3 separate regions of the Mus musculus genome follow, and regions 2 and 3 are each linked to region 1. A link is a loop called in an ENCODE intact Hi-C map of the cell type or tissue named here. Cell type or tissue: heart. All regions are shown on one strand.

Region 1 (8,000 bases):
TGAAGATTCCAGTTCATTGGATGTGGTGAGCTTATTTTATTTTCTGCAAGTTATTCTCTTTGTATCAGAGAGTTCCACGGTCGTTGGTTATAGAATTTGAGTTATGTTCTTAACATTGTGACTGACTTCTCTCCCAAATCTGCACACAGTTTAGACTGAAAATGAATGTGTTGAAGCATCACCAAATGCTTTTTTATGCAAATGGCCTAACCTATAGTCCTCTGTGCTGCCACGGGACACCCAGCCTGGGGCCAGCGGTTAGTATTTGTTTTTATACTACAGTGTCTTGAAGCCTGTGTTGTCTCAGCAATATGCTGTATTGGAAACAAGAAACTAAACAGTGCATTTCCAGTAACCTGGCATCTATTTTCATCGCATTCCAGAAAAAAAAAATGAGCCCCTGTGACATTTCTTCGGTTATGATGATCAGCAAACTTGCTTGGCAAATGGTAAGTGGATCTGACCAAGGTATCAAATAAAACCAACTCACCATTCCTAAAGATCTGAACATTTGGCTGAAGGTCCAGTATAACCAGGTGTTTATAATTTAGTTTTTGTTATTTACTGGGGTGAAGAATATGATATCTACCTGTTGTGATGTATGGCTCTACTGGAGAGGCTGAAGCATGAGCGCTGCTTGAGCCCAGGAGTTCAAGACCAACCTTGGCAACGTATCGAGCTCCGTGTTCACAAATACACAAAACAGCTAATAAACCAAATAACCCCTGTCCTAACAATAACAACAACCAAGACAAAAATCTAAAATCAGGTTTGTGGTGACATTGTGACTTGGGTAAAAGCCCCTTTAGTTTTTACTTTCTCAACTGTGGTTTAACAATGAACAGCACCCTGTTTTAGAAATATAAAATAAACGTCTGAAAAGAAAAACAAAACAAAACAAAACAAAACAAAACAAAAAGCCAAGTTTGCTCAAGCAAGTCTACTCTCCTATAAACCTTGCAATCGATCCAGCTTATGTGTTAGGGGCATGCAATCCATTGATGATAATTGTTTCATGAAGGTAAAATGTAACATTCAAACACCAATTCATAGCTACCCGGTGACAAGCATGTGACAGTTAAATATTAATGTCTCACATGAATACAATTTGAGAAATGAGCTGAAGTTAAATAATACATATTGTGTCTCTAAAAGGGAAGTGGTATGATGATTCACCAGTGGAAGCCAGACACAAAGCTCCTCCCACTCCCAGGGAAGACAGGTGGAGTCAACATTTAGCACATTGTCGTACTGTTGATATCTTTCCACTATTTAGCAAATGAGAACGTATCTTTTGTCAATTCTTCCCCCAAAGCTGTGAGAAGACCTAGTGTTCTCAATAAACAGAGAGCATCAAAGCTAGCATGCTGCAGTATGTTATGGGTCCTTTATCTTTTCCTGTTTTTGAAAGTAAAAATAACAGATTTAGTCATTCGGTTGGCAATTTTAGTAAATTTGGAATGTACAGGTTTTTTTTTGTATTTTGTTGTTGCTGTTTTTGTTTTTGTTTTTTGTTTGTTTTGTTTTTTGGTTTATGAGACAGGGTTTCTCTGTATAGCTCTGGCTGTCCTGGAGCTCACTTTGTAGACCAGGCTGGCCTCAAACTCAGAAATCCGCTTGCCTCTACCTCTCAAGTGCTGGGATTAAAGGCATGTGCCACCACAGCCCGGCTGGAATGTACAGTTTTATATGTTGATTTAGGCATGTAAAAAAAATCACCTATGTGCGAATGTCCCATATGAGATAACCATACACATGCTTGTGTGGGCCTGCATACACACGAAAGCAAAGAGTTCCACTTCTCTGGCAATCTTTTGGCCCTTTCAAGATGACTGCTTAGAGCCTCAAGCGACTGAATTGGTATTCTTTGTTTATCCTTTCGTCATCTGAATTTATATTTATCTTCCAAAAGACTTCTTTTGGTCTTCAGATTCCTTTCCCTCACAAAGTTACCCTTGTTTCCCAGCTCCTCCATTGCTTGCTCACCATGCTTTCTCACCATTTGGGTTTGTTTCTAAATCCCCCTCCCTGGTGATGGGCAAGCTGAAGAAAGGCTTGTGTTCTCACCCAGCAACACTGAGCACCTAATAGGCTTGGTGTGCAGAACTAGTGAGCTAACACAGCAAAGTGTACCTCGAGACTGAAAGAAGGAGTAAGTTGGATAACTCTTTGAACACTGAGACTGCCCTGGGATGTGGCAATGCCCCATGATGTGAAAAACTAAACGGTGGTATCTAGGGTCACACGTGTCACCAGGACCACCTTGAGGTACCAGCGTGAAAACTATTGTGACATTGGGGATGATTCTTTGAATGAAGTGGGTAACCTTTAACACAAAAAACATTTCTTGGAGGAGTGGGCTAGTTCCCTTAAGACAAGTTTGAGTGCTTAAAAAAGCTTATGATGCATCTTGAACGTGAATAACTTTACAGACATCCCAACATTCGATTGGTTTCCATATTTCTTTTTCTTGTAACTAGATGGCATTTGTGTGTGTGTGTGTGCTTCATAAGTGAAACAATAATGTAATGGCCTATCCCCTTGTTTCATAGCTTAACATTTTATTTGTTCGTGGTAGATGTTCAACCCAATCATTGTAAACACTCCTGTCTCCCCTGGGTTCATGGCTGCCATTTACCAATAGCAAGACTTGAGTGGCTCAGTTCATAGCACTGTTTTACTAAAGTCTGCCCTTCTCCAAGGGTCAGAATGTAAGCGCTGTTTTCTCTGAGATCAACGTTTGTTTTGCCCAAGCACAGATGGTGACTGAATAAAAGTCAATGAAAGGAGGAAAGGACCTGCCCAGAACCACAGGCACGAGTCACAACAGGCCCTGGAGAGAGCAGCCTATGACAGGAAGTGGCCTTCCAGCCCCCACCTCCACACTCAGCTCAGCCTTCTGCATGGAAGGAAAAATCACACCCAGGAAAGAGGCCCTTGCTTCCTTCTGTTTAAACTCTCAGCCGGGACTATTATTCTAAAGAAAGCACACTGCCCTTCAAGATTTCTCAGGTCTTGTTACCCTTGGGAACTAATGTAAGCGTTTTCTCTGCAAATGGGCCCTGGGAAATAGGAAGAGCAGAGAGCAGGTGGCAAAAACTTCTGTAAGCTTCAGAATCAACCCATGTGTCCCCTCTCACCAGATGTGCAGACAGCTGAGGGTAGCAAACAGGATACCCGCAATGAAGGCCAAGGGGATGGCCAGAAATACGGTCAGGAACTTGTACATCACATATTTGCTGATTTCAAAGAGAGCATGGCTGCAGATCCACACTTTGTCAAAGGAGTGTGTAGTCTCAGGCTCTGCAATCAGATCCTCGAAGCCTAGCTGCAGAGACAAGATGCAAGGACTCATGACGTCATCCAACCTGTCGGGGATAGGGTCGGGGTGGGGAGGGAACGAAGTTGGTGGGGGTGGGGGGTGTGGTGGCAGAAGCACTCTAAGAAGGGGAAGTCCGAAGGAAAGGCGACCTGGCTAGAGTATCTTCAGCTTTTCTTAGAGTGACACTGGGCACACAGGAGTTGGACACTGTGTGGCTGTTCAGGGAGCCTGAAGGCTGTGGGACCAGGGCAGAGTGCCAATGGAACCAGCATTAGCAATGGGACCAACCCCCACTGTTGGGGAGAAGGTCAAGAGTCATCCTCCTGCAGCATACAAGGGACCCTTAGCAGCCTCCAGCCTAGATGAGTGATAGCCCAGCCTGAAACTCACCTTGAGATGAGAGTTGAGCTGGTGAGGATCCCGGTCGTGACTCGAGTCAACATACTTCTCAGGATCTGCGTAGTCAACGCCACTGTGGTGGCTGTAGGCGTCATCGGCCATGAAGAGCTGCACATCGGCCTTCTCGGTCTCCAGCCCCATCGTGGCTGGCGTTGCAAGAGTGGCTCGGTCGTTCGGTCCCTAGGCAGCCCTGCCTCCCCTTCCCGTGGCGCTCAGCCCCGCCCCGCCTGGCTTCGCCCTGCCTAGCCTCGGGCTGCCCGGGCGGCGGCCGCTTCCCGCTGCCGGTTCCCGCTCCCAGCCTTGGCTGGCCGAACCCCGCCCCGCCCCGCCGGGCCTGCGGGGAGGGAGGGCACCTCTCCAGTTGTTTGCCAAAGCCCCAAGGAGCCCGGGGAACCGGCTCGATGAGTCATCTCCTGGCTTGGTGAAGCCGGGCAAAGCAGACCTCCCGGGCCACTTGGCTTGCAGTCCGAACAGGGATGCTTAAAGGCAGACAGATTGGTCAGGGAGGTGTGTGTACTGGAAGAAGGTCTGGAGGTGCTAGGGGGCAAGCATTAGGGAAGTCTACATGCATCTACTGGTTGGATTAGAGTTGTGGCACCTGCTCCTCAGAGCTATCCTGAGAGAATGAGATGTTAATTCCTAACTTTTACTTGGTCCCCAACTCACAGCAAGCATTGTAGCTGAATCGTGAGGCTAAGGCGTACCTTGTTGATAGATAATGGACTGCAGCAGCCCTTTCGTTTTGTTTTTGTTTCCCCAGAGTTGGTTATGTAAGTTGTTATAGGAGTTTGTTGCCATCATACCCCAAGGATAGGTCTGCTCTTCTGCCTCCAAACTACAACTAACTTTGGATTTTCCCTTAAATCAGGATTTTGTTCAAAGACTGCAGGAACTAATGCCGTGCAGACAGGTCTGTAATGCCATCGTAGGAGCAGCATAAACAAGCATATAACTACATCATGGTACATGGATAAGCCCGCTGACCATTCTCTCAAGAGCTTCAGTAGGGAGGAGTTGGCATAAAGAGTTTGCCATCTGGTAACCTAAAACTTTGCCTGCGCGAAATAGGAACTTGGTGAGTATAGATATGGAATGATGCTTTCAGTTTGCCCAGACCCCAAACTATAGTACCAAAGAATGGGCATTGCTCTGGACAGCCGGCTTTAGAGCCTGCTGCACAAATCAAATCCCTTGTAGGAAATGGATTTGAAGGTTTCTTTGGAAAAGGAAAGGCTATTTGGGGAGTAATACAAGTTACAAAACAACCAACTAAACAACCTGGGAACTGATCGGAGAACATATTTGGAAGGCAAAACTCTAAATGTCATAGTTGAATAGGGAGTGTATCTTCTTCCACTGCAGTGTGTGGGTCATCATGTCAGTAATGCAGAATGGCGCAGGGTTGAATCCCACGTCCTGGAGGCTTCTTCTCTCGCCCCCTCACCGAGTCCCGTTACTCAAGCTTCCCCCTCCCCCTGATTATACTTTTCCTTCCTGGTTTTATTTAAATCCTTTTTAATTCGAAGGGGTGGTATAGGCCTTACACTCACTGTTTTCTCAGCACTTCACCATCCTGCATTCATTCGGACTTTCTGAGAATCAGATAGGGTCTAGATGCTACGCCCGATGGCAGGAGTTTGAAGGGGAGGCCTTCATGTTGATTTCCAGGGTTTGGAAGAGACAGTTTAGATCCATTTAATCTTTTTGTAAAGCTTACATTTCCTCAAAGTTGTAAGGTCTTTCTCAAGAAGAAGAAAAAGCATGGCTGCAGTCAGGGTGGTGGCCAGACATCTAACCCTGGGGCTTCATCCCTTCCAAGTCTTCCAGATACCTTCACATTTCCATTGTCCTCCTTAGGACAATTGAAAGACCTATTGCAAATAACTGCTGAGTTTTCAAGCAGTGGAGACAGGCCATGGAGAGGTAAAACTGCCATGTCTTTTATTGGGCAGTTACAGTTAAAGATTCATTTGTAAAATTATAGGTATTTATAAAAGTTGTCTCTGAAGCCCATGATAAAAATAGAACCTGACTAGAGTTGGCGTATGCCATGAAGAATTCAATAGAGAAAGACTCACATACTGACTTACTGAATATATCCCTCTACCATGGGTTGGGACTTGATGACACTCTTATTTTTAATAACATGCTTGCCCGGTTCACTATTTTAATTCAAGTTTTTTTTTAAGCCTTTCTATAAAATGATTTTGTTTATCTTCTTAGAATATTCTTATACTATGGCAGCTACCATTATTTTGAAGGGGATTAAAACAGCATGATTCTACACAGCAAAGATGGTCTTATTCATGCTAAACTGATAGATTTTCTAAGAAAGAGAAAAATTAAAGAAGATGTTGCAGCCAAATGGCCGAGTCCACACTAGAACTTCCAGTGTGCGGGATTATCCTCCAATGAGCCTCAAAAGCAATTCAATTATAAGGAAGGAGACGTTAAATTTCATATAAAATCAATGCTGGTGCTGTCTTTTTCTAGCTATTATCATGTATCTTGCCTTCTAATAAGAGTTTTAGGTGTCATATTAAAATTATGGTGGAGTACAACTTGATCATAAATTAGTATTTGTGAGTAGGATTTCGTTCCTTCATTTTCTCATTACACTGTAACAAAGATCTTTTTTGGCTTATTGTAATGTGTTTATGGATACACATATGAATAAAATCAGTTTTTCTCTTTAGTTTTCTTCTCAAATCACAAACACATCTTCTAGTGTCCCATATTGTTCACATACAGCTCTACTCCTTGGTTATTCATGGAACTGGTTATTCATGGAAATAATTTCTTGATATTTAAAGCACTTGGGTTAAAGGAGGCTTGCTCAACTTCCAAATTATTGGCATTTTCAGCCAGATCACCCTGTGCTTTGAGGGCTTATCCCAAGAACTGTACATTTAGCAACATCCCTGGCTTCTGCCTCACTAGCTGCAGATAATACTGCCCAGTCATGACAACACCAAATGTTTCCAGACATTGCCAAATGTCCCCTGAGGACCCAAGTCACCTTTCCCTGCCTTTTCTGAGTCCGAGAACCATGGAATTCACCATTATTGAACTATGTCACATGAACAGGAAAAAACCCGAGGCCTCACTGCCCACTAATAAACCCTCGCTTAAGACAAAGTTTGAAATTGTACTAATAATTTATTAGAAAACCCAATTCTTAATTGTGAAACATCTTTGTAGCTACAAAAAAGCTAAGTCCAACATTACATATAAATTTATTTTAAAAAGTTAAATATAAGGACTTTATCTATTCTTTAAGTTTTTCAAAATAATTAGCATTCAATATTTCAATATAAGATTGTTATTGTTTAAGAGATATACAGACCTATGAAGAGACTCCCAGAAGCAATGTTCAAACCTTGTCTGTTTGCCATACCCCCTACACTTTTCTTCACAAATGTATGGGTTGTTTAGATGATTATATCTAGAAAACGATAAATTTGGGGATGTCTTGATCCTTCATATTTCATCTTAAGACCATATTAAGTTCTGGGATTTTTGGCAAATCTCACCTATTGAATAATTTCCCCAAATTTTAGGTGACTTTAATTGAGGAATCCATGTCCCTGTTAGAAGAAAACAAAGCAGCCTTGATCAGGGTTTTGCTGTTACAGAACAAAGTTTGAGAAATTTGGAAACACTGTTACTTCTTCTTGTTTGAGCAGATCTCTCTCCATGGCATAGTGGATTTTGAATAATAGCTTAATAGTTATTATTAATAGCTCCCTAGGTTTTTGGTTTTCTCCGTGCATGTGTACGTACATGCGTGTGTGTGTGTGTGTGTGTGTGTGTGTGTGCGTGTGCATTTGTGTTTGTTTCTCATACCTTTTCCTCTCCTCACTTAACCCTCTTCCTCCACCATCTCCTGACATCTCCTGACAATGGACCCTGTCCCCTGAAGTTTAAAAGATCAGATAGAAGGTGTTTGTCCTTAAAGTTCTTCAACTGTCACACATGTGAAATGGTGCCAGATACTCAATGAAAGTTTCCTCAGGTTTTGTTTTGTTTTGTTTTACATGCCATCTGTCTTTTTTTTTTTTTTTCTCCTGTCCCTTGTAAAAAATCTTGCATCCATGACCAGGAATTTCTTGTTTAATATTAAGACAGACTAGCTTGTTTGGGATTAGTGACAGCTAAATTTTTTTTTTCTTCAAATAGGACTCCCTGCCCAAAGAAAAGTCATACACAAGAATATTCAGAATTACTTTTTGTGTGAGAAAACCTAGCTCTTAGAAATAGCAGGGCACCTGAGCTGGGC
Region 2 (8,000 bases), 57 kb after region 1:
TTTTAAAGAAAGAAAAAAAAGAATAAGTACAAAAGACAAGACAGTAGGGAACAAAAGACAGCTTGTCAATGTCACTTATATTTCCTCAGATGATGGGATGAGATGAGAGTCGCACCTAAGCTAAGTGAGTGCACATCTTGGCTTGGTCTGAACCCAGGGCATTTCTTTCTCTGTTCTAACTATCCCTAGGCCAAGGCCCGAAAGCATTTAGCCTCCATACAATCTAATCTTCCCAGATGACTGATTCAAATTGGCTTCTCTTGGCTTCTCACTGGATTGCTCTGCTTGAGCTCAGGCAATTTGTTCTAATCTTCTGGCTCCTCTAACACTCTGGCTTTCTCTACCTCTGCATGAACTCATGAATCCACTCAACAAATGAACTCAACTCAACTCCCTAGACTCACTGAGTTGTACTCAACGGAACTGAACTCAACAACTGAACGGACTGGGTGAACTCAACTGAGCTCATGAACAAACTGCTCCCTCTCTGCTCTGATCTTAATTATCCCCTCTTTCCCGTCCTCGTGAGAGCTAGGCATACCCTAGTGTCTTTCTCTGATTTGTCACCTTAACTCTTAATTAGACTTCACTTTCAAACATGGCTGCTTCCTTCTACAAACTAGCCTTACCTTCAGTGTTTAGGATTAAAGGTGTGTATTAAGGGTGAGTCTATTCTAGCCAGATCATACCAGAGGGTTGTGGGTTGGCATCCTGACCTTCTCACGCAGAATGTGGAAATGCTAGACTGCGTTCACCCAGCACAGCCACTGTCTGGTGCTGGGCTTTAGGGAAGCACTGCAACACCAACCACGGGGGAAGGAAGCACGGCCTAGGATGTGGGAGACCAAAGCTGGGTTTTCCCTAATTCCCAGGCATCCAGTCACTGCTGGGGTTTCACACAGAGGAGTCTGGAACTGAGGTCAAGGGTCCCTCAACCCGCGTTGAGGACCCTGGGGGCCGGTGGCTCCCAAACTCCTGGCCATCCAGGCACCAGTGGATCTCGGGGAGTTCAGAAATGGAGTTCGTGGCTCACAGGCTGAGGATGATAAGGAGCCCAGGGCCAGGGGAATGGGGAACTCTAGCTTAGCTCATCGGTGAAAGTCCTTAGCTTAGTGGCAGTTGTCTGGGAGTGGCGGGCGGGGGCATCTGTCAGAAGCATAAGCAGCAGCTTTGTAGCTGAAGGCTTTCTACGTGCCCCCAATGGTGGTTTTCGATAAGAGAGACAGTCCTTGGCTCCAAATTGTTTACTGATTGTTCATCATGGAAAATGTGTGCATACCAACTCCTCAGGGTGGACCAGAGATTAAATACCTTTTGCAGGAAGGGATGTCCGGGAAGGGAAGCTTATTGACTAAACCCTCGGGGCCTCTAGATACCTCATTAGCACGGAGAACTATGTTCTGGGCTACGTGACCATTGTGGGGAATGTGACCACTTGTTCTGGGCCAGGAAGTTAGTAAGGAGCAGAGAGATGCCTACAGTGTGTGTGGGGTGGGGTGGGGGCAGGAAGTGCCTGGATCTTGGGAGGACACACTCAGCCTTACCAAGTGTCCTGGCATGGTTCAGTGTCCCACAGACGGTGTCTGCATTCCAGCTGGATCACATAGACCTAGAAGATCTTTGAATATGAACCCTTGTCAGAGCAGCCGTGGTGCTGGATTAAAAGACCTCTACAACAGCTTATATGAATGAAGTGATGGGTTTTCAAACATGGCTTCTTATTTACCAAATCTGTATAGGTAGGAAGACAAAGTTATTCAAACCTACCTGATGTGCTTAGCTAAGGCTTATATTCTGCCTACAGATGTGATTTTTGAATGAGACCAAATATGGAGATTTTTCTAAGATAAAAAAGTATCTAAACCTCTGTCAAAATTCAAAATTCAAAGTGTCAGGTCAAGTGCAAGTGGTCTAGTTTACATCAGGGAGACGGGGCTGGCTGTGCGTCAGCAATTTGTGATGAACAGAGCCTGGAAAACCTTGGAAGGGTTGTAAATTCTGCCACTTCTGGTCAAATTCTTTGGACCCCTTTTATTTCAGTAGATGTTTCTCTACTCGTGTGTGTGTGTGTGTGTGTGTGATGTGTAGGTCTCTGTGGGTGAATGTCTGAGTGTGTGCATGTGCCCATGTGTGTCTATCTGTCTCTCCCTGTGTGTGTGTGTGTGTGTGTGTGTGTGTGTGTAGCATGTGCAGGTCTGTGTGGGTCGGTGTCTGAGTGTGTGTATGTGTCTATGTGTCCATGTGTCCATGAGTGTGTGTGTGTGTTGTGTAGGTCTCTGTGGGTGGGTATCTGAGTGTGTGCATGTGCCCATGTCTGTCTGTCTGTTGGTCTGTTTCTCTCCCTCTCTCTCTCTCTCTCTCTCTCTCTCTCTCTCTCTCTCTCTCTCTCTGTGTGTGTGTGTGTGTGTGTGTGTCTGTTTTGTTATATGTGTGCCAGAATACTTACCTGTGCTGCAAGTGTCCTGGACAAAGGTTGACTTCTCCAGCACTGTCCACCTTGTTTATTGAGATAGAGTCTCTCGCTGAATCTTGAACTTACTGCTTCATCTGGACTATTTTAGCCATAAAATCTCTCCTGCTTCTATTCTCTAGTGCTAGGTTATAGAGATGCCACCTACTAAGGTATCTCTCCAACCAGTTTTTTTTGTTTGGATGACGTCACCATTTTACTTTGTTTTGGGATTTCATCCAGGGTCTTACCATGTTCCCCAGGATGGTCTGCCTTGGGTTCTTGAGTGTTAAGATTATAGGTATGAACCAACATGCTTTCCAAGATGGTTCCACTTATACTTATTTGTTCATGACATTCGAGATCTTTCCTCCTTCCAAAGTCTGAGGTTTCACTTATAGCAACCAAATCTTCACACTTCCCACATATGGCAACTTCTTACCAGTTTTCCAATTCAACTTACCATTTGTACTTATCCATGTCATATTAGAGGGTCAGTTATCTCCCACTATTTTCAGTTTATCTTTACGATTATCCTCCTGATGTCATACGACTCGAAGTTCCACTTAGTCTATTAAGGTTGTGGCTACACTGGCTGTGAGCCCAGCTAAGAGGAAAAAATGCCGACTTCTAGGGAGTGGAATTTCTGAGTCACACATCCTTGCCCTGCTTCTCTTATACAGATGTATCCTCAAAGGATGGGGGCCATTCTGAAGAGGCATTTCCCTGTTTGGACCAAGATTCTCGAAAACAATTAACCATTTAATTTATCCAAAAGTTCTTTTTCTTCCCTCCCTCATTAGTGGTATTACAGGTTCATTCCAGGAGACTTTAACACAAGTGCCATGTAATTTTCTAATTGTCATTGGACATTTAGAGTTGGGTATTCCAGAACGTTCGGGAACTGCTCTGCAGGGGTTAATTTTGGGGGGATCAGATGTTACTTTAGGATTGAGGGAGCCACCTGCAAAAGCTCTCTGTAGGATGTAGGCTTTATGGGACCTAGGTACTGTCATGTCTTGAATGGCAAATCATCTCAGTGCTATTCCATGCCCCATAAAGTAGTGATGACTAAAAGACGCTTGGACTCAGCAGAGGAAGAGAGCTTTTATACTCTAGGCAGATTTTGCATTTGAAATATTCATATATGCGTATAGCAGCATGGTTCTACATGTCAGGTTGTGGTTCTCTGTTCTATTGCTGTTATATTTTTACATGCTGCTATGTTTTAGTAGTCCATAAATACTAAAATACTTTATGGCAAAACCCCTCTTACTAAAATCCCTTACACGTTTAACATTATCTTTTTGCTTTGATTTACTGATGGCCTCTCTAAAGACGGCACTATGACCCTTGACCACAGTGACAAGTCAGAGGCTCCCTTCAACTCTCACCTGCAATCTGTCATACTCCAACCCTGACCCACACACTAAAAGCACATGCCTGGAGAAAGAGAAAGATTCTGTGACAGAGCATTAGAAAACAATTCAGAGGCTGCTAGAGAAACATTCTGTGTGGGATACTTGTTTCTTACTGTGACAGACAAAGTATGAAAGAGCTGAACCTTTTACTGAACCTTCTTCAAGGCTGATTAGCTGGCTAGGACTTTAAAGACTATAGTATAATATCATTAGGATTCATTTCATTGCCTTTTTTTTCAGCAGTTTCATTTGGTTCTATCCTTGGTCTCTGGACCGATCAGCCTCTACTTCCTGACCTTCCACTCAGTGTCAGGCCACAGCTCCCTCTTATGGCAAGGGTCTCTAGTTGGTCTAGTCATTGCTTGGCCACTCCAACAAGTTCTGGGCCACCATTACCCGGTACATATTGCAAACAGGATGTATTGAAGGTCAAGGGTTTTGTGTCTGGGTTGATATTCCAGTCCCACTGTTGGGAGCTTTGCCTTATTATAGAAGATGGCTGGTTCAGGATCCATATCCTCCATTACTAGCAGACTTTGCTAGGGCCACTCTTGTTGTTTCCAAGGAGTTTCCACTGCACTTGTTTTCTACAATGCTCCCTAAATTTTCCAGCTGTCTCTCCCATCCCTCCCTCCGTTTCCCCACAACTTGAACCCCCCTGTTTGCATCCCCATTTGTCCTCACTTCACACTCAAAATCTATTTCCTGTTTCCAGCGAGATGCATGTGTCCCACCCTTGAGCCCTTCATGTTACTTAGCTTCTCTGAATCTATGGATTATAGCATGATTATCTTATACTTTTTAGATAATATCCATTTGTGAGTACGTACCATGTTTGTGTTTCTGGGTCTAGGTTACCTTTCTCAGGAGGATTTTTTTTTCTAGTTCTGTCCTTTTGCCTACAAATTTCATGATGTGATTGTTTTTAACAGCTGAGTAATACTCCATTATATAAATGAACCCCATTTTTTAATCCATTCTTTGGTTGAGGGACATCTAGGTTGTTCCCAGTTTCTGGCTATTGTAAATAAAGCATTTATGAACAGAGTTTAGCAAGTGTCCTTATGGTAGGATAGGGTATCCTTTGGGTATATGCCCAAGAGCAATGTAGCTGGGTCTAGACGTAGATAGATTCTCAATTTTCTGAGAATCCTCCATATTTTTCTATAGTGAATATATACGTTTTCATTCCCACCAACAGTGGAGGACTACGCCCCTTTATCCACATCCTCAGCAGCATGAGCTGCCATTTTTGGTTTTGATCTTATCCATTCGGACAGGTAGGAAGTAGAATCTCAAGACAGTTTTAATTTGCATTTCCCTGATGTTGAACATCATTTAAGTGTTCCTCAGCCATTGGTGCCTAGCCCAGTCGTCACCAAGGAGACATCAACCAGCAACTGATGGGAGCAGACACAGAGACCCACAGCCAAATACTAAGGAAATCCAGTGGAGCCTGGATAAAGATGAGCAAGAAGAATTCTAGGAGCCAGAAGGTGTCAAAGACCTCAGGAGAACATGGACCGCAGAATCAACTAAGCAGGGCTCATAGAGGCTCACAGAGATAGAAATGACAATCAAGTAGCATGTATGGGTCTGAGCTAGGCCCTCTGCTTATATGTTATGGTTGTGTAGTTTGGCTTTCTGTGGAGCTTGTAACAGTGTGAGCAAAGACTGTCTCTGATGCTTCCCTGCTTCAGGACCTTTTTCCTACTATTGGCTCACCTGGTTCAGCATTGACATGAGAGTTTGTGCTTAGTCTTATTGTAATTTATGCCAGCCTATTTTTTTCTCTTAAGGGAAACGGGAGAAATAGACCTAGAGAAAACAGGAGGTAGGGAAACTGGAAGAGATGGAGGCAGGGGAAACTGCAGTTGAAGGTGTAATGTATGAAAAGAATGTAAATTAAAATTAAAAGAAAAAAAAAGAACTTTTAAGATCCTAGAGAGTTTGGATTGTTATAGGTCCAGGATTAAATTAAAATTTATCCTGGGCTATATGTTAGCTCCCCTTAATGCCACTCCTTTTCCACCCTTGTGTTTGATCTAACACCCTCGTGAGCAGCAGGTGAAATGTTTGAGATGGACTCACTTAGCAGACCCCTGACTATCCTGTGGGCAGCTTCACCAATGCGTCTACAATTGTTTTTGAAAAATGTCTTGATTCTTTGTTCTGTTACCAGTAAAACTTGATGACACTGCCTTTCCTTTGGAACTTGGGCTTTGGGGTGACTTCAGTATGTGTTCCCAGACCATGGTCACTGATTGGGTTCCAGAATAAACCATCTCTTTATTCCCTTTGAGATTAGAGTTGTGTTTTTGTGTGAAGAAAAGCAACTTAAGTAAGACAGTATTTATTTTGTTTCACAGTTCAAGGAGGGATACAGTTCATCACAGTACAAGTCATGGTGACAGGGCCATGAGGTGACGGGTCACATTGCATCCACAGTCAGGAAGTGGATAGTGACAGATGATCCTACTACGCTTGGCTCCCCCTTTCTATTAAGTCCAGGGCCTGAACAGACAATGGTTCCCACAGTCAAGGTGAATTTTCCAACCTCAGTTACCCTAATCTAGATATATCCTATTCTAGATAATCCCTTGTAGAAACCTGTAGGCTAAGCTAATATAGACACTTTTTCACAGGCATACTGCCCAGGCTTATTTTCCAGATGAGTTTGTTAATATGACAGTGTTCACCTTCAAAGACACCATGGCAATATGAAGGGCTCAAGAAGGTGATACTCAACCAACTTGGAGGCTTTAGAAAGACTCCCTTCCCACTTGGTTAAAAATTGATTCTTTCCCCGAACAACATATCTGTTATAATTTCTTCTTCCTCTACTCTACTCCTCCCAATTTCTCCCCACATTGGTTGTAATTGTTTCTGCATCCACTCCCTTTCTGACTCTCATTAGAAAGATAACAACATAACCACAAAATAAAATATAATAAGATAAAACAAAAACCTTAAGATCAATGTTGCATGGCACAAACCAACAGAAAGAAAAGAGTCCTGAGAGCATTTACAAGAATTAGAGACCTACTCATTCACATACTAAAGAGTCCCATAAAATTACTAAACTGTTAGCTATTATATATATAGATATAGATAGATATAGATATAGATATAGATATAGATATAGATATAGATATAGATATAGGTATAGGTATAGGTATAGGTATAGGTATAGGTATAGATATAGGTATAGATATAGGTATAGATATAGATATATACATACATACATAAGGTCTGCTGTAGACATGTGCAGGCCTTGCACTTGCTGCACCAGTCTCTGTGAGTTTATGTGAACCTTGCTCAGCTGATTCAGAGAAACTTGCTCTCTTGATGTCTGCCATCTCCTCTAGTTCCCACTCTGCTTCAACCTCCTCCTCCTCCAAGAGTTCTCTGAGCTCTGAGGTGAAATATTTGATGGAGACATCCCATTTACAGCTGTGTTCCAAGGTCTCTCCTCTCTCTCTCTCTCTCCCTCTCCCTCTCTCTCTCTCTCTCTCTCTCTCTCTCTCTCTCTCTCTCTCTCTCTCTCTTTGCTTGCACGATTTCTGGCTCTGAACTTGTTCCTATATGCTTCAGGAGGAAGCCACTATGATGATAGCAGGATAAGGCAGTGATCTAATGAGAATAACAGAATGTCATTATGAGTCATTTTTACATTTATTTTTAGAGCAGTAGTATTTGGTTTTACTCTAGGACTCTGGACTATCTAGTCTCTGGTTCTTGATCACCCAAGCAGTGTTAGGTATAGATTTTATCTCATGGAGTGGGTCTTAAGACGAATCAGACATTGCTTTGTTACTTCCATGAGGTAGGTACCACCATTACTCTAGCATATTTGGCAGGCAATACATAATTGTAGACCAAGGTTTTCTGGCTGGGTTGGTGTTTATGTTTCTCTTTTGCTAGCCTGGAGAGAATTTTTGTGTAGCAAAGACACTCAAACATGTGGGTGAAGGTTTTATATAGGTACCAGCTTGACCTCACCAGTTCAATGAGTTGCATGGGTGCTGTCTTTGACAATGGGGCCTTGCTGTCAGTTCGTAGAGGGCAACATATTACTCTTACAAATTGGGTTGCTTGGGGATTTCCATGATATCCTTTTGGCCAACTAT
Region 3 (8,000 bases), 83 kb after region 1:
TGACAGCCTCTAATTTTAGAAAGCAGGTTTTCAGCCATCATGAGAATTATAGAACTGAAAGAACAATATATTTGTACTGTGACTCTAGTTCTTCGGGTTCTACACGAAGGCTGATTGCTATGGGTTCAACACAGAGAGTGTTCTCTGGCAGGCTGGCTCTCTATTCTCTACAGAATGTCCTAACATGGATGTGACTTGCCAACAGCTAATTCCAACTTAAATGAATGCAAATGGAAGCCCAGACTTCTATCCAGAAGTGGAGTGAGTCAGGGATTTCAGTGAGGCAGCTGGCTGTTTATGCAATAACTCATTGGATTCCCGCTCTGTGTGGCATTTTCTAATTTACCTGAATTTTTTGCCTATAACCAGTGATATTCTTAGAGGGGGTAAGAGAGAGTGGGGAGAGGAGAGAGGGAAGAGGGGAGAGTGGAGGGGGAGAGAGAGAGAAAGAGAGAGGGACAGAAAGAGAGAGAGAGAGAGAGAGAGAGAGAGAGAGAGAGAGAGAGAGAGAGAGTATGTGGAAGGAATTTAACCATGAAGATCTTATCTTAATCTTTTACCCAAGGTCTTGGCAGTCTCAGGAATTATATTGTAGTCTTGAGCCTTCTGTGGCCTGGAAGCTCTGCTGGATGAGGCAAACAGATGGGAGTGGATTGGAGATTTTTCCTCTTTACCTGGGAAAACACGAAAAAGATAGGGGGATTGGAGTCGAGTTAGAGGAATAAATATCCAAATGCCTTATCAGGTAAAAGAATCACTCGAAATAAGAGTTGCTCTCTAAGTACACAGCAGCAGTTTTTTTTTTTTTAATAAGGGCTCCAATAGCTTTTAAGGACAGAGGTAGAAAAGGATACAGTCCACAGAGCAGCTGGAGTTCTGTGATGTCAGCTACAGTGGCTCAGAATTCTCGGTTCCCCTCATTGGTGCTGGTAATAAAGTTTGTCTGAGCAAAACCATCTCCACCTGTGAACAACAGAGAAACTGAGGTGTGATACGTTTCATTGTATTTACAACACAAGTAAAATGTACAAATACTTAAAATGGTCCACCTTCCTTATGGAGGATAATTTTTGGACTCAAAATATTATTAACTTTTGTGTCTAGGGAGATGACTCAGTCTCTAAAGGGATTGGCATAAGCTGTGAGGTCCTGAGTTCAGTGCTGGGTGTGTACCACAATACAACTGGCTGTGGTGGCAAGTGTATCCTATATATTCCTATATATTCTATATATCCTATATCATAGCACTGGGTTGATGAAGCCAGAAGAGTCTTAGGACTTTGAAGCCATCCAATCTAGCCAAATTATCAAACTCCAGACTTGGCTAGAGACTATCAAATAACAATAAAAAGGTAAGCAATACAGAAAGACACCTAATGTTAAATTGTGCCCTCCAAATGTGCACTTACTTAGCTGTGCTCATACTGTGCACATACATGCACATGCGTCATACACACCCAGATGGAAACCTTATTCAATAAATGGTTTCACAGAAACATCAAGAAAAGTTGATAGATGAAATTAAAACCATTGCATCCTGGATAACTTGGGTGGATTTGATGTCACCATATGTATCTGACAAATGAAAGGGAGGGGGTCAGAATCAAAGACGGAGATATGACCTACATAATCGGTGACAGAAGATGGGGCTGGGTTGCAGGGGAGGCAGCAGTTACTAGCTGGAGAACTAGGCAGCCTCTAGAGCCAGGGAAAGGTAAACAGAGAATCTCTGGAGTCTCCAGAAGGTAAACAGCCCCCAATCGCCTCTTAATTTCTGTCACGTAAAATTTATTTTAGTTTTCTTTTCTTTTGCACTAAAAGGTAGTACATTTGTTCTGTTTTCAGTTTGTGATGATTTGCTGAAGTGGCAAAGCCATGGCGGAAAGGGCTGGACCTATTGAGAAACAGAGGTTAGCACTACTAAATGTGATGAGGATGCTGGGGCCTCTCGTGCTTTCTGTCACTGAAGGCTGTCTATGTCCCCAGACAAGTGGGTCTGTGCATGAGTGCTCCAACCCTTCTTGACTCTACATTGGTCCTCTTATTGTTCCCTCTTCCTGAAACATCTTTTTAATCTGTTTAAATGCTTTTTCAGCCAGGAGACTCACTTGTTTTTATAACCACATTTTTGTCTTTCAGCTCTCAGAGTGGTTGTTTAATTGAGAGAAAAATTACCTACCTTGCCACAGCTGAGGAAAACATATTCCTTCTATAGGCAAAAATTTGAGGTATAAATAAGCCCTAAAGGTAGCTGTTACATAGAGCCGAGATAAGCAAGTTCAATCTCAAATCAGTAGAACATTTGGTGCGCAGCTATTACTACAAGGTATGCAGGGTGTAGGAGAGCAGAAGGAGTTTCGCTTCCAGAGAGCTCCCAGCTGGCAAGCATGACAACTGGGGACTTGAGAATGCAGGGCAGTGTGCAAGTGGGACTTCACATCATAATTAAATGGAAAGACAGGGCTTTGATATTATTCATATCATGCAGGAAAACCTGCGAGTTCTTTTTCATTTCATCACATATGAGATAAAAACGTACAAATTAACATGTAGTTCCCAACTTACCATAAGAATTAAAGAATGTGGCATGACTCATGAACTTATCAATCAGTTCAAGAAATATAAAATATATACTAACTGCTGTGTATAAGACATATATTTATGAATGAAGCATTCATGCGTCTTATATTGGAGCAGTGAATTCTCTTTTCTGTGAATCCTCAGATGGCCTCTCTGGTTTATTAAGTCTCTGAGGGAGCCCTGACAGTCTGAACAGATTTTTGACACAGGAAACCCCATCACCTACCACCATTCAGGTCCTCATTAATCCAGTATGATCTGGATTTCCTCTGGAACTTTCCCTTCCTCTCTCTTTAAAGCCTGGTCTCTATTTCCAGCACTCTGAATCCTGCCTTAGTTGCTAGAGACAGCTCGTTTGAGTCATCTAAATCTGTTGTGCTACAACCTATAAGATATACTCAGCTATGGACATTAAAAAAAGAAGGGAAAGAGAAAGAGGAGGAGGAGGAGGAGGAGGAGGGGAGGAGGAGGAGGAGGGGGAGGAGGAGGAGGAGGAGGGGGAGGAGGAGGAGGGGGAGGAGGAGGAAGAGGAGGAGGAGGAGGGCCTGAGTAGTCTGGGAGGAGGGAGGCAGGCAAGGCAGAGATGCCTGTGGCTCTCCATAGGAAGCTCACCTCTCCACCAAAAGGAAGCGGGGTAACCAAACACATCCGTGCTTGAGATGTGGGTTCAAATCTCACTTTAAGGCAGCAGAGAGTGCCTGAGGACTGGCTCCCCTACGTGAGTATAGACAGAAGCAACCTGAAGCTGGACTTCCTGTCATTTGGATCTGTAACTTTTCTTTTAAATGGGATGTTTCCTTTCCCTGGGGACAAAGGGAAATTCACTGACTTTTCCTTAACGGTCTTTATCTCTGCAGTTAAGTTCCTACCGTCAGAGCTTTAGCTTCTCAGCAGCCCTGTCCTCTAGGTTTGCAGAAACTCTGGCTCTTCCTTCCACGACCATGTTTTTTTGGAAAGGTTAACTGCGCATGTGTCCTCGGCTGCCTCACCGATTGCTCTTCCACAAGCCAGTCCTTCTTCTGCCAGTCTGCGTTCAGCTTTCATTTGTCTGCGAAAATTGTCTCTCAACTACTAAAGCGTTGCCAACTCTCCAGTTTTAATTGCCCATGCATATTTCTGCCCCTCCCTTCTGCCTCAACCGAGTCCCTGTTCATCCCTAGGCCTCTAGATTTATTAAATTCCTTTGATTTTTTTTATCTAGATGTGGAGTTAGTGAAATTATTTTTCTTCTCTTTTCTTCATCCAAATATAGATATTTTCTCTGTGACCTTGCTTTGACCCTTTTATTCCCCCCACCCCACCCCCATGCCTTAGCAGCCCCAGGCTTGCAGAGAACACTAGGTCCAAATCCTTAACTATGGCAGGAACCTGTCCTGTGTTCTCTCCTCATTGTTTCAGCTCCAGGACACTGAAGACAGTGTTCACTCCCTTCTCTGGGGCATCTGAAGGAATCCTAACAAATCTCACAATCGACGCCTCTCTTTCCAGTGATGCAGTTGGAAATAAAATATACAGGGAACGCAATTGCTGCCGTTTATCATTTTAACTGTCTCTGCGGGTGATGTCTTAACAACATTCCATACACACTGTTGATTGTGGGACGCAATTCAGTCTTCTGTAACTGAACATCAGAATTCAAGAGTTCAAACCCCACTTCTAGGACTTTGGTCTGAGGCGCAAATCCCTCTAAATGCATTTACTAGGCTAAGATGGAGATTTACTGTACCTTCATTTCCCCACGTCTTAGTTTTCTTAGCTTGAGAGGTGCTTTTCTTCTTCATCCTTCTCTACAATATAGCCCAACCTCAGTTTCCCTTTCTACTCCTCTCCCCCAGTCCTCCGCCCCAGTACCTCCTGTCTCCCCACATCCACTAGTCCTCCATTTCCTTCCAGAAAAGAGCGGGCTTCCCAGTGATAATCAACCAACCTTACATAACAGCCTACAGCAAGCCTCATACTAGGGCTGGACAGAAGGCAACCTCTTGTTTGTGAGTTCTCCTCTGAATCTCACAATTCTCTCCGTCCCAGGCAAATTATCACAACAGTGAACGATTTCCGAACTTCCCCTTTAGCTTTCCCATCGCATCACCACCCGGTCTTTTATTGCACAAACACCAGGTCTAGAAATTGTTTTCCTCTCAGCTCTCCAGCTGCTGCCTGGCCAGGCACTGCGTGAGGCATTCGCGGCTGACACAGGCAGGGCTTCCTGTCCAGAGCAGAAAGGAAGCCGTGCTTTTGGATGAACCCTCATTGTCCAGGGCTGGAACAGCGATCACCCGGCAGTGATAAGGCCCTTCCCAATGCAGCCGCACGAATCTCACTAACCTTGTTAAGGAGAAGAGGAAAGAAGGGGCGTTCCTAAAATGACTGGGAACACCGTTTGCCAGCCCCGCATATCCCAGCAACCAGAAGAAACGAAAACACACCTAGTGGTCAGAGTATTTATCTTGCCAGGGTTTCTACCTCCTTGGTTTGCAAGGGGAGTAGAAAATGACACCCTGCCATCGAGCCATTAATTACAAACAAAAGAAGGAGTGGAGAGACTTAATTTTCAATTGACTATCGGGCTTGATGATGTGTTCTGGGCTGTGTGGTTCTCCTCTCTTATTTCATTGAAACCCATTGTTGAGCAATCTCCACAAGGGCCATGTAGTTGTCTCCTTTTATTTCACTGTTAGGTGCTCACCACCCTTTCTTTTACATTCTTGTTTCCTTCAAGTGGCCTGCTAGATAAAAGGTGCTCTTTTGAAGGTTTGTTAAATAGATGCTGCCTACAGAGAAACTCACATCATTAGTCTGTCGTCCTGCACCCAAAAATATACTTGGTAGAAGCACTTTCTCAATTATCTTAAGATGTATACGTGTTAAATAAAAAAAGTTCCTGCTTTTCAAATGATAATAGCTAAATAGATCAATTTCCTCCACTGTGTGTGTGAGTGTGTGTGTGTGTACATATGCTTTCTAAGTAAAGAGATATAGATCCTCTTCAGCGACAGGGAATGGCAGTGTTTGCCCAAAATAAGTGTATGTAAAGGTGGGAAATTTCACATGCACACATACATAACCTGGTGTAACTAGCTGGCACAGATGCCAGCAAGGTGGATACCTTTAACATCCTCATCTCTTAAATTATCTACACATCATGGTGATTTGAATGAGCAACATCTCCCACAGGTTCATCCATATAAACACTTGGTACCCAGCTGGTGGCGCCATTCAGGAGGTTATGGAACCGTTATGAAGTAGAGCCATGCTAGAAGATGTCACTGAGGGTAGGCTCTGAGAGTTTACAACCTCACCTGAACCAGCTCTAGTTGGCTTTCTCTGCCAACTGGAGTTGAAACCGTGATCCCTCAGATGCAGTTTGGCTGCCAGTTGCCGTGTCTACACTCATTGTATGGACCCCTCTCTCTCCAATCATAAGCCAAAATAGACGGTTTCTTCCTCAAGGAGTTTCTTGCCATGATGTTTTATCAGAGCAACAGAAAGTAACTAAGATACACATGCTAAGAGGAAAAGCATTTTCGGCAGAGTTTTCAGGATGCACTTGAGAACATCTTAAATATGCTTCCTAAGTTTTCCCTCTTATTAGCAGTCATTTTCAAATGAATGTGACCTGAGGAGGTTAAACATGTTCAATCAGAGACATGGTTCACTGGATAAAAGTGTGTAATGCTCTTGCAGAGCACCTGAGTTTGGTCCCATGCACCCACAGTGGGCAGGCAGCCCAATACTGCCTATAATTCCAGCTCCAGGGGACCTAACACACTCTTCTAGTATCCATGTGCACCCATACTCATGTGCACACACACACACACTCACACTACTAAAGATACATTTTTATTAAAAAAAAGTAACAGGAAATTCTTTTGTTTTAGTGGGGGGTTTTGTTGTTGTTATTGTTGTTGTTGTTTTTAGTGATGGTAGCACACTGCTATATAAAATATTGAACAGTATCTGGAGATGTGTAGTTGAATTATGCTAGCTGTGTACACACATCCCTAAACCCTTACTGAGGCGGTATAGATATCTGACATGAAGATCATGTGCTCAGGTCAGGTCTTGGGATTGTGTTTCTTTCCTCACAAACTGTGCTGTTCTCCCTAATAATCTTTGTCCATTTCATCCCTTTTCCCCATCCTGAAAACGGGACTATTATACTTAGCAACTCAGCCTAGTGACAATTATATCACAGCCTGTGATCTCAGCAGCATGGGATGGAGCTGTTGTTATTGGTTTCGCTCAAAATATGCAATCAACAAATAAATATATTCCTTAATCTTGGAATAATTGCACGAGGTTGACTAAGGATACAATCATCTTGTGGGGTAGAAGCCACAGGATAGAGTTTCTCATTCTCTTATTGCTGTTTAATGAAGCTTAGCAGGAGGATATTAACTCTCCCAGATGACAGCTGCCTATTTTTAGCTATAAACTACTCGAGATTGAGGAAGCCCCTTTGCCTATCTCAGGTCCTAAGTGCCTAGCACAGAGTTTTAGCATGTAGTAAGTGTCAGAAGCACGTTTCCTGAAGTTTAGAATCTTGTTCTGAGGCTATCCTATCTTTAAGTAGAGCAAAGAGATTCACAAGAGAGCTTCTGGTTTTAGATGTTTATTGCTAGGTTTCTAGAAGCACATAAGTATTTTTAGTTGTTAGAACATTATGACAAGATCACATTTTAATTGTCTTGAGCCACAAAAGTAAATTTGGTTAAAATTGTAGTATGAGCACATATAATATTAAAACTTCAAGAGGATCATGTTGTAGTTCAAAAATACATATTATTTGAAATAATGCCAGTGTCTATAAGGCTAAGAATTCTCAGGTGGTACGTACCTAGATTTCGAGCAGTGCTTTGACAGTGTTTGACAAGCTTATGCTCACTCTCTCACTCTATTTCCTTTATCCAGACAACAAGCCTGACATTCACTGTTATTTCCTCTTAGAATAAGAAGAAACTGAGTCACAGCTAAAGTGCTTCATTGATTAGGATTGTACATCTAACAAAGCCATTACTCAGGGCACCGGGATTCTGGTTTGGGGTAAACAGTCTGTCTTTCTGAAGCTTTCCTTCTGCATCTATAAAATGTAATCACGGAACCCACCTTTTAAGGGTTATTGTAAAACTGACATTAGCAATGATAAATGATTGACATTAAGTAAACGATGCCTGGAATTCAACTGTAAAGGGCCTACCTTGCTCAGTGGACAATGTCAAGAAATCAGATGGGAGTGAGAGAGGAGATATGACATACAACTGAATGAACGCTGACCAAACTAACTGAGTTACCCGAAAAGGATACACAGCATGGGATATAGGTGATAGGGACCACAAGACAGTCACTTGAAGATCTGGAAGACTAGGCCTACCTTACATGTCTTGGAGACCCTTGGAGAGAGATCACCATATGATGTTGTG

Evidence for each region. A loop is a pair of places that touch in the nucleus more often than their neighbours do. Peaks named below come from ENCODE experiments on the same cell type or tissue, not always from the same donor. Only the 100,000 strongest peaks of a DNase experiment are listed, where the experiment ranks them.
Region 2: a loop joins it to region 1, with 2.8 times the contacts of the local background. A loop is called at or near these places in 4 of 42 quality-filtered maps.
Region 3: it touches region 1 in a loop (7-fold over the local background); 5 of 42 quality-filtered maps call a loop at or near these places.

Annotation. Positions count from the first base shown.
Region 1 is chr6:17,277,223-17,285,222 of GRCm38, reverse strand. Cav2 (caveolin 2) reads right to left here and starts at 4,038. Exons shown (of 3, transcript NM_016900.4): 1 at 3,713-4,038; 2 at 3,141-3,328. The coding sequence starts at 3,862. In heart, no CTCF peak of the experiment used is centred here; DNase peaks (open chromatin) are centred at 2,882 and 4,032; H3K4me3 peaks cover 1,866 bases; H3K27ac peaks cover 1,835 bases.
Region 2 is chr6:17,220,137-17,228,136 of GRCm38, reverse strand. No RefSeq gene overlaps it. Among named protein-coding and RNA genes, the nearest start is that of Gm52892, 25 kb to the right of the region's middle. In heart, a CTCF peak has its summit at 4,199 (motif pointing left); DNase peaks (open chromatin) are centred at 1,426 and 3,066.
Region 3 is chr6:17,194,696-17,202,695 of GRCm38, reverse strand. D830026I12Rik (RIKEN cDNA D830026I12 gene) reads right to left here and starts at 4,945. Exons shown (of 3, transcript NR_102305.1): 1 at 4,906-4,945; 2 at 561-963. Gm52892 (a long non-coding RNA gene) reads left to right here and starts at 3,125. Exons shown (of 2, transcript XR_003956407.1): 1 at 3,125-3,298; 2 at 3,438-3,780. In heart, a CTCF peak has its summit at 4,994; a DNase peak (open chromatin) is centred at 4,785; H3K4me3 peaks cover 468 bases; H3K27ac peaks cover 1,390 bases; H3K27me3 peaks cover 3,096 bases.